Linked DNA regions of Mus musculus: region 1 is linked to region 2. Evidence: chromatin contacts called from ENCODE POLR2A ChIA-PET data. All regions are on one chromosome and are shown on one strand. Each heading gives the region's core, a stretch centred on a gene start or an enhancer-like site at or near the end of the contact. The rest is flanking DNA. Distances are from core to core; before and after follow the strand shown.

Evidence for each region. ChIA-PET counts read pairs that join two places held with the same protein, here RNA polymerase II (POLR2A).
Region 1: POLR2A ChIA-PET joins it to region 2 with 14 read pairs in Patski. The contact joins the promoter of Nt5c3b here to the promoter of Jup in region 2. POLR2A ChIA-PET finds 5 or more read pairs at or near these places in 3 of 5 experiments (Patski and embryonic stem cell).

The regions. Positions count from the first base shown.
Region 1 is chr11:100,439,556-100,443,250 of GRCm38, reverse strand. It overlaps Nt5c3b (5'-nucleotidase, cytosolic IIIB), which reads left to right and starts at 2,153. Exons shown (of 9, transcript NM_001102650.2): 1 at 2,153-2,207; 2 at 2,324-2,422; 3 at 2,997-3,066; 4 at 3,165-3,211. The coding sequence starts at 2,196. It overlaps Klhl10 (kelch-like 10), which reads right to left and starts at 1,327. Exons shown (of 5, transcript NM_025727.3): 1 at 1,027-1,327. The coding sequence starts at 1,220.
Region 2 is chr11:100,395,983-100,399,440 of GRCm38, reverse strand. Jup (junction plakoglobin) reads left to right here and starts at 1,651. Exons shown (of 14, transcript NM_010593.2): 1 at 1,651-1,805. Gm12348 (predicted gene 12348) reads right to left here and starts at 1,325. Exons shown (of 4, transcript NR_132425.1): 1 at 1,304-1,325.

The DNA of each region.
Region 1 (3,695 bases), core at 904-3,403, 43 kb before region 2:
TATTAATCCTGTCTTCTGGGCCCATTTTTTTCTTTTTCTTTTTTTTTTTTTTTAATTTATTTATTTATTATATGTAAGTACACTGTAGCTGTCTTCAGACACACCAGAAGAGGGAGTCAGCTTTCATTACGGATGGTTGTGAGCCACCATGTGGTTGCTGGGATTTGAACTCAGGACCTTTGGAAGAGCAGTTGGGTGCTCTTACCTGCTGAGCCATCTCACCAGCCCCCTTTTCTTTTTTTTTAAGGCAGGGTCTCACCTATGTAGCCCTGGAACTCCCCATGTAGACCAGGCTGGCCTAGAACTCCCAGAGATCTGCCAGCCTCTGCCTCCCAAGTACCGGGATTAAAGACGGACAGAAACATCCTGGCCTTGTTTGGCAGTTCCTGATAGAAAGGCAGAGGTTGAACGGTTGCCAGAGTACATGGCCCGCTGAGCTTAAGCTATTTAACATCTTGGAGCTGTAGAGATGGGTCTCTTTTCAACAGAACACGAGGTTCCATGCCAAACACCTACATGGTAGCTGACAACAGTCTGCAATGCCTGTCCCAGGGGACCCAATGTCCCCTTATGGCCTCTTCAGGCGCATCATGTATGTGGCCCAGACAGACATACATGCAGGCAAGATATCCATCTATAAAATAAATGAATAAATACAAACTTTAAAAAAAAGATATTTACTATCTTCCTGTTGTTGTTGTTTTGGTTTTTTTGTTTGTTTGTTTGTTTTAGAAATAGATTCTCTATAGCCCAGGCTGCCCTTGAACTACTGATTCTCCTGCCTCAGCCTCTCCAGTTGCTGGGATTACAGGCCTGAGCCACTATGCCTGGATTATAAACTGGTCCTTTCGGAGCCTTATCTAGAGTGTAGGATCAGGTCTGTCCAACTTTTTTTTTTAACGCTGCAATGGCATGCTGTCAACCTACAAAGCTTAGACTTGAGAACAGCTCAAACCAGTTATAAACAAACACAGAGCCTCAGTGATGGGAGACACGGCTCAGCTTCCCCCCCCCCCTCCGGTGTACCTAAAGTAGGAGCTGCAGCTACAGAGGATGTTCTTGTGGGCATTGAACTCGAAGCCATTGACTTTGATGACCACGTCGCAGAGCTTGCCCTCAAGCCGGAGCTCGTTGAAGATCTCACAGGTCATTGCACTCATCTTTCTTTCCATGTGAGGCTGGTGGAACCGGGTGGAGGCAGCGGTGCTCTCCATCTCCATGGCTCCTTGGGACCAGGGGAGAGAGGCTGCTCTCCTGGGGTGTTGGGGAGGGTTATGGGGGGCCCCTTTAGCCAGCTGTCGCTCCTTTTCCCTACTACATCTTTCATATAGGGACCATCAGGCAGCCCAAGTTCCAGAATCCTGGGCAGTGAGATCACTCAGGATTGTGCTCTCAGGTTCTGGAACCCCCTTCTTGCCCCTTCTTTTCCTCCCCCTCCCCCCAGAACATACAGGTAGACCACCCCACATCTCTTTCCTCGACCTCAGACCTAGGGCAGAACTGTGACCACCAACACAATTGAGCCTTTACTGAGTCTGCTGCTTGTTGCATCTTCAGGTTGGGTCCCCACCTCCCTGCAGCATCCTTCCAAAGCTCTCTCTGGGCTCCCCATGGGTGCAGAGGCAGAAGCAGAGCTGATCAAATATCATGCTGGCCAGGGTCTTCCAGCCCCTGAGATGCCTTACTGCCTTACTTTGCTTGTGGTGCTGATGAAGAGCCAGTTAGGGAAGTGTCTCCTGGATACACCCCCTGTCCAAAATGCACTTGAATACCTAGTGGGTTGTTCTTTGCAATGCAGGGGATGAAATTCAGGGCCTCATACCTGCAGGCAAGAACTCTCTCACTAAGCAGTGACCCCCAACCCCAGTAAAGATTGCATTTGTGTTCCAGAAAGAGTGAGTGACAGGCGCCCATACACACCAAAGCCTCATGACAGCCAGCCCACATACAGGACCCCAGCGTCTTGGTACTCCCCCCCCTCGCCCCCCAACGTTCCCCCACCCCCACACACAGTAGACCATCTTCCCCCACACACCCCCGCACTCCCCACTCTTGCTTCTCCTGCCAGTATCCGGAGCCAGCCTGGAAACGGCCTGCAGCTCCTAGACCGACGCGACTAGTGCGAGGCGACGCCTGCGCAGTGTGGCTGTAAGGCGGGCGCTGTCTTCGGGGCCGCCCACCAGGCCAGCGGCGTGATGGCGGAGGAGGTGAGGCCACGGGCGGGGACGGTCCCGCGTGGCGGGATCGCGGGTGCGGAGAGACCCAGCTGTCCTGATGCCCATCGCGGCTCTCGGGTCAGCGGGTCTCTTGGGTCTCACGACAGGTAAGCAGCCTGATGAAGGCCACGGTCCTGATGCGGCAGCCCGGACGGGTGCAGGAAATTGTGGGCGCCCTTCGCAGGGGCGGAGGAGACCGCCTGCAGGTACCGGGGCTTGGGGTAGGGCGGGAGGGTGCCTGCCCTGCGGCCTTCCCGCCAACTGGGGTTCGCGCTCTGCGAGCCTGCGCCCTAGGGTGGTCATGGACAAACAGATTGGTTCACCTCGGGAAAGAGCCTACCTCCCCCAGTAGCCAACTTTCAGAGTAGTCAGATGTGACCCTTTTCCTGCCGCTTGGTTTTAGAAAGCAAGTGGGTGGAGGCCCCCCTCCCTCCCCCAGTCGAAGATAAGGGAGATCCACAAAGGTCGGAAGGCACCTTAAGAAAGAACCAGTGTATAAAGATGCCACAGAAAGTCACCCCCACATTTGGGGGACTTTGTTTTCTTCAGGGTTAACTCGTGTCCTGACACAGGATGTCACTTTTTTCCTTCTTTCTTCTGTCTCTCCCTAACCTTGCAAAGGCTTTGCTGCAGCTTGGTTAGACTTCCTCCGCTACCCCAGGCTGAGGCAAGGGCCAGGATAGACCAGTACCTAGTCAACCTAGTCAACCTAGTCAGTCAACCTAGTCAACCTAGTCAGTCAACCTAGTCAACCACCATCATCCGCCCTTTGTCTCTTAGGTGATTTCCGATTTTGACATGACCCTGAGCAGATTTGCTTACAATGGACAGCGATGCCCTTCTTCCCACAGTAAGTCACATTTTAGCTTTCCTTGTAGGGCTCAAGATGACAACTGCTATGGAGCAAATAAAGGGAGTCTTGTGTGTGTGTGTGTTTTCTTTTTTCAGATATTCTGGATAACAGCAAAATTATCAGTGAGGATTGTCGCAAAGAGGTGGGTCATTCCCTTCTTTGCTCAAACATGGCTGTGGTATGCTTCTGGGGTTGAACCACAGCGTCCAGGACTGAAATCTTAAGAAACTCCGTTCCTTAAACACAGTGTGGGGAGACCTGTAATCCCAGAGGCTGAGACAGGAGGATCCCAAGTTCAGAGGCTGCCTGGATTCCAGAAAGAGTTCAAGGTCACTTAGGCAAGGAAAAGGAAGCTGCATGGGTGTTGGTGGCGCACACCTTTAATCCCAGCACTCAGAAGGCAGAGGCAGCAGATCTCTGTGAGTTCGAGGCCAACCTGCTCTACATATTAAGTCTCAGCCAGACAAGGATAGATAGGAAGACCTTATCTCAAAAACAGAGGGAGTCTGGGTCAGAGGAAGCTTATCAACCATTCGAGACACTCTGGATTTGCTCCTTAGTTTCACTTGGTTTTGTTCTTCCATCATTCTTTTTTAAAAGTTGTTACAGTAAAGGAGATATGGTTT
Region 2 (3,458 bases), core at 402-2,901:
CTTGGGTTCATGTTACAGCCGCAACAGCAGTCATCAACCACAGGAAGAAATACCCACGGCTCCTTAGGCCACCTACTGAGTTCTTTTGGATGGCTCAACAGCCTTGTCTACTCTGAAGGGGCTTGCTGCCTCGCTTTGGTTTAGACCTCTGCTCCCTTTCTTTCCATCTAATGTCTGATTTTCCCCCAAATCCGTCAAAGTTTCCTTACATCATTATTTAATCTCCTTTGTCTGTTTCTCCCTGGAGCAGTATCCAGCCCCCCCCCGCCCCACCCCCAAAACACACTGACCCTTCTGCTCTGGGACTTGAAAGAAGGTGTCGGCCCAGGCGTGGTGGCGCACGCCTTTAATCCCAGCACTCGGGAGGCAGAGGCAGGTGGATTTCTGGGTTCGAGGCCAGCCTGGTCTACAAAGTGAGTTCCAGGATAGCCAGGGCTATACAGAGAAACTCTGTCTGGAAAAACAAAAACAAAAACAAAAACAAAAAAAAAAAAAAAAGAAAGAAGGTGTCGGAGTTTAGAGTGTACCATATTTCCTAGTCTTGTGATCTCTTTGGAGCGTAGTTTTAAAATCGCATTACATTTTATTTACTTTTATGTGTGTGGCACTTGTGCCAAGGCGGGAGATCAGAGGACAGAGGACAACCTGTGAGACTTGGCTGTTGTCTCCCTCCATGAGGTATCAGACTCGGGTGGTCACATCTGCACAACTGAGGCACCACACAAGCCCATTAAAAATATTCTTTTAACATGGATCATTTCGATCCCACTTTGAAGACCAGGCTGGCCTCTTAACTCACAGAGATCTGCCTGCCTCTGCCTCCTCGAGTGCCACCACTGCCTGGCTGCTCCAGCACTTTTTAAGAACTGTCTCGAACTGAGACAGTTTAAATACTGACATTCCTCAGCTGTTTAAGTGCTACTACAAAGCTTATTTCATTTAATCTCTCCAACCTAAGATAGATAAAGCTAATGAACCCACTTTACAGAAGAGATACAGGGTGAAAGGTACACTAACTAGCCTAAGGTCATACAAAGATTAAGGGGAGAACCCAAACCCAGGCCTGCTAATTCTAAACAGAAGGGATCAGGGAACACTCCATCTTTTGTAGGGGGGAGAAAATCCCAACCCAGCACAAAGCCTATGAAATGCTTTACAAACATCTTATTACTACGTTGAGGCAAGAATGAATAAGCCTGACGCTGAGTTGGCTGGCTAGTGAAGGCGTCAGTCCTTTCCCATGCCTCCCCCTGACTCACCTGTTGGACAGGTAGGGGGGGAAGGGGAGAATAATGAGTCTTACCTGCTCAGGGCTAGGGTGGGGCAAGTCACGCCCCACCTGATCCATTGGCTTTTTCCTTAGTCTTACTGACAGCCCTCTGTCCAATCATAAAGAAGAAACTTTCTATTTGCCAATAGATGCAGAGTGAGGATGAGACCTCAAGTTGGCGTCCACCCCAGAGTCGAGTGGCAGTCCCTGGGGCCAATGGTGAGCGCATAAACAGAGGCGGCCGTGGTAGAGGTCCCGGCGCGAGGCTCCGCCCCTCGATGGGATAGTCAGGCTGGGCAGCCAGTGAGATAGCCTCAGAGGGTGGGAGTCTCCCTAGGGGGCGGAGCTTCGAGGGGGCGAGAGGTGTGGCTTGGCTGTCAGGTCCCTTTGCCTTTTGTTCGGTTACTGAGTTGCTGCCTTGGCCAGAGTCCGGAGCAGCCGCCGCCCGAGTGCGCCGAGCTCAGTTCGCTGCCCGCGCCGGCTCCCTCCCGGCCAGACCCGACCCCGATTCGGCTCAGCCCGGCTCCACGCTCAGGTACACCCGATCGGGGTACGAATCACTGTGGGAGAGTAGGGACAGCAAGCGGCCGGGAGGCTGGTTCCAGCGGTTTCAGGGCAGGTGAGGGCGGGTGTCAGGGAGCGCATCCTACACCAGCGACAGGGGGCGCGCTGGGGTCCGGGGCGCGGGACCCTTGGGACAAGCAATCTGGGTTGGAGCGCCCCTCCAGGCTCGGTGAACCGCAGGTCTGAGAAGGGTGGGGAGGAACTAGGGCAGGTGCCTCGGAGTTCGCGCCTCCCCCAGGGCCCCAGAGCTCGCCTAACACGGCGTCCCTGACTCTCCCCTGGAGCTGACCGAGCAGACTTTGACCCGCTCCGCCTGGTCCCGGAGCTCACGGTGACAGGAATTTACCGTTTGGGAAACTTGCTGCCTAGTCTCTTTGGGGCCACCCTCACCGCACCCCACGCGTCATCCTCGCTTTCTCTCCCTCCCTCCCTACTCCCCCAGGCCTGGGTGGGGCCCTATTGTCTGCGCCCAGCTTTCCAAACTGTGGGGGCCGAGTGCACATTTTCCCAGGGACGCAATTCCCACCTGCTGAGCAGAGCAGGTGAGCGCTTGGAAGACGGAGGCCCTGCCCTGCAGCTCCGAGCTGGACCTGTGGCGCCTCCCTCCGCTCTAGTGTACGCCGGTCAATGCCTTCTCCTACGGAGGTGGGATAGGGTGACTGGGGAACTGGTGAAGGGTCTGGGCTGAGTGCCCTACCGATGTCTGACACTGGTGGCTTGGCCTGGAGTCTGGGCCGGTAGAGAAAATTTAAGAAGCACTCGCCCAGTTTTTAGTAGCTGTGGTTTCCAGAGTGTTGATAGGGAAACAGCAATATCTTTTGATTTCTGCAACCCATTCTTGTTGAGAAATCACTCCAAACAAACTTTCCAGGAGAAAGTAACCATGGGAGCCTTTTCTAGGATTTTTCTAGTCTCCTTGTTGAGAGCTGATTCTAGGCTTGGTGGTACTTCTTGGAGGAAAACCCCTTCCCCCAGTCAGCTCCAAGCTGAACGTAGCCAGTGTGTGCGCTTTGACCCTGTTCTCCCTGCCCCCAACTCCATCCTGTTTGCCAGGCCCCTAAGGCCTGAGGTAGGGACCAATGGGGGTGGGGTGGGGGCGTTGCTGAAAGGGGAAGTGTCTTCTTCCTTCCCCCTCCTCCGGAGACCATCACACCCCCTTATATGAGGCCTGCTAAGTATCTGTCCTCCCAAGCTCTGCCCCTTCCCCAGGAATGGGGTTGGGACAGGGCTGGGCCAAGCTAGGAAGATGAGGAAGAGTGATTAGTCTTTCCCTAACTCCCCCATTCCATCCCCGATTTTATTTAGCTGGCTGACAATTGAGGCAGGATAGCATAGGGCAGGAATGTTGCTGGCCGGTCCGCTGGGTTTCTAGATTATGAAGGTGCATTCTTTCTAGAGGACTCGCCAGAAGTCCCTCCTCCACCCACTCTTTTCCTGAGTGTTTGGCGGGGAAAGTGGGACAGGAGGAAGTCTTTGCTGTAGAAGGTTTCTTCCCTGCCAGGCACCCTGAGGCTGCACAGTGTGATCCGCGCCCTCCCCTTGCCTTCCGTGTGCTGAGAGCGCTTCTCTGGCTGGAATTGTGAACTTCTACTCGCCCTTGCTGCACTGGTTATACAAATCCGAA